Regions from separate parts of the Mus musculus genome. Here region 1 is linked to region 2. Evidence: chromatin contacts called from ENCODE Hi-C data. All regions are on one chromosome and are shown on one strand. The core of a region is the stretch at or near the end of the contact, and the rest is flanking DNA. Distances in the headings are between cores, read along the strand shown.

The links. A loop is a pair of places that touch in the nucleus more often than their neighbours do.
Region 1: a map of heart shows a loop between it and region 2 (2.2-fold over the local background). The contact joins two enhancer-like sites. A Hi-C loop is called at or near these places in 2 of 37 maps with a recorded cell type or tissue (Patski and heart).

Annotation. Positions count from the first base shown.
Region 1 is chr3:21,932,479-21,937,504 of GRCm38, forward strand. All of the region lies in intron 3 of Gm31813 (a long non-coding RNA gene), which reads right to left. Among named protein-coding and RNA genes, the nearest start is that of Gm31813, 29 kb to the right of the region's middle. Within about 2 kb of position 2,398, at least 1 of the 3 ENCODE cell types and tissues checked has a DNase peak (open chromatin) inside an H3K27ac peak, as active enhancers do; it is heart, where a contact is called at or near this core.
Region 2 is chr3:21,269,284-21,274,321 of GRCm38, forward strand. No RefSeq gene overlaps it. Among named protein-coding and RNA genes, the nearest start is that of Gm31610, 220 kb to the right of the region's middle. Within about 2 kb of position 3,093, at least 1 of the 3 ENCODE cell types and tissues checked has a DNase peak (open chromatin) inside an H3K27ac peak, as active enhancers do; it is heart, where a contact is called at or near this core.

The DNA of each region.
Region 1 (5,026 bases), core at 1,148-3,647, 660 kb after region 2:
AGATGAGCTAGCAAATAACCGTGCTATTCGACATGTCCAACCCACTTCAAGGGGCCACATGTAGCAGAGGGTAACAGAATGCATCCCAGCACCAAATCATAAACTTATTTTGATTGATTGATTGATTGATTGATTGATTTGATTTGATTGTTGTGTCCGGCCAGCGGATCACAACCTGGGTTTTTGTCTGGAAAGGCATTTTGGAAACCTGGAAGAGAAGAGGGGCTAGGTGGTGAGAGAAAGAAATGTAGCTAAGACAGTCATTCTGATCAAAGCTCAGTTGTTACTGTTGCAACACTCAATTATGAAGGAAGGGGGAGGGGACCCGATTCCCGCCGAATAATCTCGGGGTCCAGTAGTAGGGTGAACACGTGGTGGCACCAACAGCAAAGCGGCATGGTCCAGCAGTGGGCGTGACAGAACAAATGAGCAGGAAGCTCCACCCCTGAGCAAGCAGGTTTCAGGCTGGGGGAGGGGAGACTACATTTGATTACTTATATTTTTGGTTGTGTGGTTCTTTAGCATAGACTTTGTTTAGACATACCTGGTTTAAGAGACTCTCCACCCTGAAAAACCAAAGAGGCCTGGCACAAGGTCAGAACTTCTCGTTGTTAAGCTGTGGGAAACCCCTAAATAAGTAGTCCAAGGCTAGGTAAAGGGGAAATACATGTACTGTCTACACTGTCCAGAGTCAAAGGAGACTCCGTTCTAACCTACTCTTTCAGAGAGTCAGACTTAGGTAAAACTAGATCGTGCAGAAAAAAATTTCAAGAGGGGCCAATAGGAAATGGAGTTGGATATTCTTTAACAACAGAAAAGACAAGCACTTCGGGGTTGGGGGAATAAGATACAACAGAGCTTGCTTATGGATATGGGCTCCTCGAAGAAGAGCCTACATTATTGCCTTAGAATAGTCATATATATGATATATATGTCATTGTGTGTGTGTGTGTATGTGTGTGCATATATCACATATATGTATGTATGTATATATATATGTATGTACACACACATATATACACACATATATGTATGTATATATATATATATGTATATATACACACACACACATATATATAAATGGTTGCATGATTTAAATAAATCTTATTTATTTCAAGGAATTTAGATGAGATCCCAGAATGGTTCCTGGGCACCTTATGACAGGATTACAATGGATAAGATTAACATAAACCCTGAGTTACTGGGATATTAGAAGAAAGGATATTTCCACTGCAAACCAAATTAACATCTTTTACTTCTAGAAATGTATTATCATATATCTCCACGATATATGTATAAAGGTTCACATCCCAGGCTGTGCATGTATAGGTAAAAGAAGAAGTCCGGAGTTGGTTCTCTCCTTCCACATGGGTTCTGGGGATGGAACTCAGATCTCCAGGCTTGCAAAGCCCCACCCCCACGTCGCTACCCACTGAGCTGTCTCACCAGCTTTAACAGTCTTGTTTGTAAGCGTTCCAAACAATATTCTGTAGAGAAAAATCAAGCCATCCTCAAGATAATGTAAGCTTAGGACTTAAGCATGATTCATTGCTAATTTGGCAAAGTATTTCTATGTGAAAAGAATCTTTGGGGTGGGGAGAGGGCTCGGTCAGTATAGCACTTGCCTCACAAGTGTGAGGACCTGAGCTTGATTCCCTAGAACCTACACAGAAAGTCAGGCATTACCATGAAACCTGCAGGATGGCAAAATGGGAGGTAGGAGCAGGCAGGTGGGCGGACCCTCTGGCCATCTAACCTGGCCTACTTCAGGGAGCAGACCAGAAGCTAGAGGTAGGACGCAAGTGCCTTTGCTGCATTTGCTGAAGACCAGAGATGAGTCCCTAGTACCTATATCTGGGAGCTTTCAACCACTGAAAACTCCAGCTTCAGTCGATCAAACATCTTCTCCTGACCACAATAGACCCTTGCACATACATACATACATACATACATACATACATACATACATACATACATAGAAACACCCATACACAAAAACAACAAAAAACCTGAGAAACCCCCATCTCAAGCAAAAACTGGGGATCACCTGGTGAAGAAGGACACTTGAGGTTGCCCTGTGACCTTCACATGTTGGGCCTTCAGACACATACACAGGAATATTGTTTGTATGACAGCAACTTTCACAGCAAATTTTAACTTTAAAAAGAAAAAAAATCTTGCTTTCGGCTGGCTAGAGGTTTCAACTAGGCCCCAAAATGAGGGTTCATTTTCTTCCTGACCCCATAAGTTCCACTTTTCTGCACGTCTCACCATTTCAGACACTTCTAGGGAGGGCTATCAGGGGGCCATCTTGGAGATTTTTTTGCCCTGACTCCTAGCTTTGTGCATCCCAGCTGTGGCTGGATTTGAGAAATGGCAGCTTCAGATTGCTCTCTGTCAAAGCATTTAGGGGGAAGTTGCCCTAAGGTTCTGAAAGGACTGGCTGCAGGAAGAGAAACCCTTACTAGTGAGAGGCTGTCTGCTCTGCTTCCTCCAGGGGAAACTTAAGGACTTTAGATCAGGCAGCTCCCTGCCGGGAGCAAGGGGGGGCGGGGGGGGGGGGGTGAGATCAGGCGAAGGAGGGCCAGCCCTTCCCCTTGTCATTCTCCAAATTAGGGCTGGCTGCCATTATTTTTTTTCCAATTAAAAATACTGAAGAGAACTTAAAGGAGACCAGTCCTGTGTCTGTAAATAAATAGCCTGTTTGGCTATTCAGAAAAGGCACCATGTTGCGTGAGTTATTGGATGTATTGTCTTTAATATGTGAATGTGTTCTCTAAAACAAAGTGGCAGCCATCTATACAATTAATTAGTATCAAAGCTCCTTTCATGTACCCTTCACAGCAAGGGGGAGAGAAGTAAACTACTTAAACGAATAAACTTTTAAAAAGAAAGAAAGAAACCTAAATAAATAAATAAACCCCTCACTCTAGGCAAAGTAACCCCCGGAACTTATGATAAAGAGATCTTAATTAACCCCAAATCCATCTACTCTTCTCTGCTCCAGAACCGAAACAGAATGCTAAGGCAATTTACTCGGAGAGCAGTTTTGCACCATAAATCTGGGCCATGTTTTTCTGTGCGTTTGCCCTGCAGTAAGCTTAAAGAGAAACTCAACCACCAAACAGCCTTGGAGGCAAAGCAAAGCCCTAATCACCCGCAATGGTGATTGCATAACACCCGCCTCCCAACCCCCACTCCTAAGCATCAAGAGGCAGGCTTTGGCTTCTGGTTAGAGCACATGCCTTTCTTTTTTTTGCCTGTGTGAGAATCATTGAAAATGCTCTTTAAGGACCAAAAGTCAGGGCACGTGTGTTTTCAGAAGAAATGGAGGTCACTTGAGGGTGACTTCTGAGTACATCCCCCAAGCCAAAATGAATCTGTATCGATATCTAAAGTGCATCTGCTTTTAGAGCAGAAGCCACCATCTGTTCCTAATTGGTGCCCTGGAGGTACTCCCTGTGGAAAAAAAGGGCCTGGCCGCAGCAGCCGCGCCTCCCCGGGGCTGCAGACTCCGCTCGGGGCCTTGCTGGTGCAATCGAGTGCTCCTCTCTTAGATAATGCCAGGTATTCTGGAAAGTAGCCGTGTAATAATACACAAACCCCTGATGATGTCAGCGTGTTATTGACTTTCCAAGTCTGAATGACTGAGCAGAGGAGAGGGGGGGTGGGGCGCCATCCATCCGGCGGCGCAGAGACCAGCCGAGCGAAAATGGGCTCACAGTCCAGCGGGGGAGGGGAGGCGCGGCGGCTGCCTGGCCAGGCTGGATGGATCTCAGCCGCATCAGGATCGCCTTCACCGAGTCAAGAGGGGGCCTGGGCTAGGGAGAGGGGGGTTTCAATGTTATGTTTAGCCAAATATTCCTCTGGCCGATATAACTGCTACCACCACCTACCTCCAAGCGCACACCACGTGGCAGAGCAGATTACAAAGCTAGCAGCAGTCACCAAGGTAGGGGAGGTTGGAAAGGCCTTGCCCCATCCCGCCCCCTACACTCCAACACGCACAAGATACTGTCCTCAATATCTGGAAAGCTCCAGGTCCCTTTTTCCTGTAGAGTTCTCTCTTCAGAGAGCCTCTACGAAACTGCTCCTCAGCTCTGGTGACATTTTGTGGGTCATGTTTTACATGTTTCCTTACAGGTACACAGTGTGGGCTCCTGTTCCCACCTTGCAAACTGACCATCGGGTACTCGGACCATGTTCAAGGCTAGGTTAACAATATTTGCATTGAAAGACCCAGAACCTCCCCTCCCCCGACTTTTGCTACCAACTAGGGTGGGGCCTGTGCCACCCAGCTGGTGTCTCCTTGTCTCTAGAGCCCTGGCTTTTCTTTTAGCACTCTCGCACATCCAGCATACCCAGCTTGGATCCTGGCTGTCCCCTGTCCCAGACCAGAAATCGGCTTCCCCTGCCCCAGGTGTGTGCAAAGGCCACAAGAGTCTTCGCTCTGGAAGGGGAGGGCGGGGCCTGTGCAGAAAGGAAAGCAAACTCGTGCTTTGGAGACAGGGGGTCTATTCAAGGCTTCTGAGCTTGGGCTCAGGGCTCAACCTGTTTGGTGGCCACATCAGTGAAGTTGGGACAGCCACTGTCCTCTCAGCAACTGGGGAGTCATACATCTAGACTTTGCAAAGGTCTCTCTGTCTCCCTTTTTTAAAATGGGCCACTCTTTCTTGGGAACATTGCACTTGTCGGGTCAGAGCCCCTGTCCCTGTTTCTGAAAACAGTGTACAGACCCTTGGATTCCTAAATTCCACCCCCTTCTGATGCTCCAAATCCACGAGGATCCCAAAAGAATCACTTAGTGCAGGGGGTGGAGACCACACTGGGCCTAGTTCACCCCACTCTCCTACCTTGCCCTAAAGGATTAGCCTAGGATCCTAATGCTGACATATTTTAATCCAATCAGAAGCCTTCTTAGGGAACTAGAAACTGGAAGTGTAAAAGACAACTCCCTAGGCAGAAACTGAAAAAAATTAAAAAGTTCAATGTGACCCCATTTCCTGGCCTAATGCAGGAGAGACCA
Region 2 (5,038 bases), core at 1,843-4,342:
CCAAGCACAATATCATGTATGCCTTTGATGTAGGTGACATAGCAGTCACCTCAGTGATTTCTAGGGATACGATAGCTCTTTTCACCCCTCGACTACTCTCTCTATCTTGCCTGTTCCCCTCTCAACCTCATTAACAGTTCTCATGTTCCCATAAACACATTCTCTGAGGTTTTCCTGGGGAAGATTACACAATGGAACTGGGCTGCTTCTGCTTCGCCAATTCATATTGAGAGGAGAAAACTGGGATAGAGAGCAGCTAGAAGAGGGTCTGTAGTGCCTCTCCAGTCTCCCTCTGGGAGCCTTCTCCTCAGACTCTAAGGACTTTAATTATTGGCTAGTGACCTAGAAAGTGACATGACTTCTGAACTGAGATTTGTCGGCCTGGGTTCCATTATCACAGAGAGATGGAATTTCAATCACCTTTGCCTTTTGTTTGTCATGGCCAATCAGAGTAAACCATATACAGATTTTTGTTGTTAGTGGATGAGGAGATTTTTTTTTCTTTGAGACCAAGTCTTGCTGTGCCTCTGATTGGCAGGTAATTGTCTAAGCTATCCCAGAATTCATAGTAGTTCTCCAGTCACAGGCTACTAAGTGTTGAAACTGCACAACTTCAACAATATTAATTTGTATTAAATAACATCCAATTTTCTTCTAATTGGTGTTCCAGCAGTATGCTTGAACTTCAAAGAAAATAGACACGTAAAAAGTAAAACAAAATTTCCACGTGATAATTCAGATTAATTATTAAAATAATCTCAAGGAATTTGTTGATTAAGTCATCTCACTCAATAGGAAGTGTGCAAACTTTCACTTTGAAAATAATTGAACATTTAAATTATTCAGATGTGCTATCACAAGTTGTATGTGTGTGTCTGTGTGTGTGTATACATGTGCATGCTAATGTGTTTTTTAAAGATGAACATGTGTACATGTGTATGTGTATGGACATCAGAGGTTGGTTCCCAGTGTCTTCTTCAGTCTCTCTATATATCTTGCTTTTTATAGTAGGGTCTCTCACTGAAAGTAGCTCACTAATTTGGCTAAATTGACTCCTGTCTCAGCCTCCCCAGTGCTAGGATTACAAGTGTTCAACTCCATTCTCTAGTTTTGACATGACTAGTTTGGATTGAACTCAGGTCGTCATGCTTTCTCAGAAACTATTCTACTTACACCCAAGACGTTTATAGTATATGATTTGGGTCACTTATGGTGTTACATTCACAAATAAAATAAGTCTTGAAGGGCATAGAGCCTACCTGAATGCCAACTGAATTAATTCAGTGGCTGCTCTATCACAGTAACAGAATGCCCATAGCAAATGTGGGCTTTCCACGCACTGTTTTCAGGTCTGTAGAAGAGGATTTGAGAGAAAATCATAGGGGTACACTAAAGAAACTTTCCAGAGAGAATCACAATAGTTCTGAGGGTCCCGTGGATGAATAAAATCATTTCTCATGTGTGTTGGTGTGTAATTAACACAAATTTTGCCCTGATTTTTGACCCCAAAGTCTCAGAAGTTTGTGAGAATATAGAGAATATTTACAGAAAAGCATTTTTCCTGAATAATTTTATTATGAAAATGTGGCACAAATCTTTGAAACAATAATTCTTTCTAGGAAGCTTCAAGAAGTTTTTTGAATAATCAAGGGACTCTACACAATACACATATGGTGGTGTCCGTGTAATTCCATCCCGCTTCTGCCCACTCTCAAACAGCTGCAGTTCCCCTGTGTCTTGAATGAAGAGAATTGGCACTTGAGAGGAGTGCAATTGGAAAAGAAACAAAATATGCTTGCTCATATTTTCTTCCCAATTAATTTTCCTTCCTGTGTATGTAAGCGGTGGGTAGGGGTGCACACTTACACTTGCATGTGCAAAGTTTCTGTTTGTGCAAGTGCTCAAGCATGTTTGTGCAGAACAGCAAAACAAATCTCCTGGTATTGTCTCTGAAACTCTGTTCTCCTTCTCTGTCTCTGTTTCAGCCTCTGCCTCTCTCTCTGTCTCTCTGTCTCCCTGTCTCCCTGTCTCTCTGTCTCCCTGTCTCTCTCTCTACCTCTGTCTCTGCTTCTCTCAATGGTCTCTCAGTTGCCTGTAGCTTGTCAACTAGGCTAGTTGGCCAGCAAAACCAAAGCTTTTTGTTTGCCTCTATATTGCCAGTGCTGAGATTATAAACTTATACTATTATGCTAAAGATCAAAGCCATCCTTACATGGTCTATCTTCTGAGCTATCTTACTAGATATAGTGTTCATTTCAGATGTAAGAATGAAAAATAAGAGGAAGAAAAAAATCTGGAAATTATGTGAAAAGAACCTTCAGATGCCAGACAGTGAAAGAAGATAAACTTGCTCATCACAGTTTCACTGAATGTATAGCCTGTATATGAGAAAAATTATTTTAATAATTATGTAATGTGTTTTCCAAAGTTATGATAAGAAACTATGCAGACTTTTAAAAGAAAGAAATATAAAGGATTTATTCTGAAGAAATTAATTGTAAAATTAAAAAATGATAAAAAACAATATTGTTAAAATGTTAAACTGAAATCCTACTTCAAAATCATACTAGTGCCAATTAGCTTTTTAAAAGTTGTTTTTGCCAGGCATGGTGGCAAATCTGTAAACCCAGCACACAGGAGTCTGAGCCAGGAGGATTGCCACCAGTTCATGGCCAGACTAAGCTACGTAGTGAGTTATAATCAATAAAAGCCCTGCACCCTTCTCCCACCCCACCCCACCGCCCCAAAAAAGAAAAGAGATGGAAGTTAAATGAAGTGCTTTGGGAGAGGACTAGAGATCAGTCTGGTGGCACTGAGCTAATTTTACCTCTAATTTCAGCAATCAGCAATTAGGATACTGAATCATGAGGCCTGTGAGTTTCAGAACAGACTGTTTCAAAACAATAACAAAAACAAAAGACTATCTTATTGTTAAAATAGAACCAAAACCCTTGTTAAAATCTGAGATTTTGCTGCATTTTAAACTCTTAACACCTCCTAAAAATAGCTGAGTCAGTGACAGGTGTCAGGATGACCCAGGATCTGTGAGGCATTCCCTAAGTGCTCCAGCACATGACGGATTCTCACATGGCCAGCCTCTGTCCTTGACATGGTTGTCTTAGATACAGGCATCACCCAGGAGTTTCCATTCCATTCAGCCAAATGTCTCAATCCTCTGATTTTTCCTTTGTGATGGTCAGGTGCTCCTGATCTTGACAATCAAAGCAAACAGCTAGTTCAAGCACCGCCCGCCCACATTTGGAACGGCATTTAAGGTCAGTTCCAGCTGCCTCTTTTCAAGGGCACAGGCAGCAGCCCACTGGATTCTCCAGCCCATTCCTGTGGAGAAGATCCTTGACTAGAGGAGAGAAGGCTTAGGTCCTCACGGTCAGGACTGTGCTCACATTTCAGATCCATAGTGGAGGTTACTGAGCACTTGGCTAGAGGCACTAGGTTAGATCTTCACCACCACAATAATAAAATATTCCAGCCTTCCACTTACTAAGTGCAACACTGGGAAAGCCCCTTTAAAGTTGGTATTACAGTGGTCTAAGGTAATCACACACAACAGTGATCAGTACTTGGCACAAGGTAAAGCAGGATAGAAAACTATATAAGAACCCACCAATCTAGCATGGGCCTTACAGACATCACTTTGAATCATTCTAAGGTCATACAAGGACAAAACCACACTCCTTTTAGCTACCCTTCCTTCTGCACTCCTCTCTTTTTCCTCTTTCTTCTCTCTCTCTCTCTCTCTCTCTCTCTCTCTCTCTCTCTCTTTCTTTCTTTCTTTCATCATTCCGAGACAGGGTCATGTGTAACCCAGGTCAACCTCAAACTCACTATATAGTCAAAGATGACATTGAACTCCTGATCTTAACATCTCTTCCCCAGCTAGAAAGGCAAATGGATACCACTGTGCCTGGTTTGTGCAGTTATGGAGATCAACTATACCATTAGGCAATGGCTCTACCATCTGAGCAATAGCTTCAGCCTTTTCAACAGTGATAGATAGTTTCACTTTGCAACTAAAAGAACAGAAAGGCTAAAGCTCCAGGAAGCAAGTGGAGATGGAAGAGAACAAACTGGAAGAAAAAGCTCTTTGGGGGAATGATGAACTCACTGGAAATGTCATCTTACTCAACAGATGAGAAGTGTTTCCTCACAGAACATTGCATAATAGCAATTGGAATATTATAGTATAGTTTTTCCTCTGAGGCACTAATGTATTTTTTATCATTTTCTGCATGAATTATTGTCTCATCCTTTAAAGGCTGAAAACAGCGGAAGTTGGCTATATCAGCTTAGCTTAGTAGTTTGAGATCCTGTTCCCTCATGACCTATAATCAAGGTTTGGCTGGACTGCAGTTATTTTAAGCATTGGATCGGGAAGGACTTGCTCTATTGCTTATTCTCAAAGCTTTTAACAGGCTTCTGAAAACCAGATTTCACGCTTTCTCCCATGGGCCTGACATTGCCTTATGGTTTTGCAGATGACTTCCCTCAGGGTACATCATTCAAGAGGTACTGAGAAAGAACTTCCCTCACAGACAGAAAGCTCATGTATGTAATCAGGCATCAAAATTAACATCTGTTACTGGATAGGTGAAGAATGTCCCCCCAAAACTACCATATTAGAACACTTAGTCCTCAGATAATGATGATTGTTGGAGCATTGAAATCCTAGAATGGTGGGGATTACCTGAAGTAAGTAGAACTATAGAGGGTAGTCCTTGATGTTCATAGCTTGGCCCCACTTTCTATTGTTTCCCACTACTTGATACATACAGATATGGACAGGCATAGTAGCATAGTTCCTACTGTAGCTTTCTATTATTCCAAATTCTCTGCCCTTCCACCATGATGGACTATAACCTCAATCCAAGAGCCAGAATAAAATTTACTTTCCTTTACTTGCTTCTTGTCAGATGTTTAGCCATAGTGAAGAGAAATGTAATAGATACCCTGTCATCTGCCACATTCTATCTGTTAGATGTGAGGCAATAGGCTCAGTTTACACAAAAGAAAGGAATCC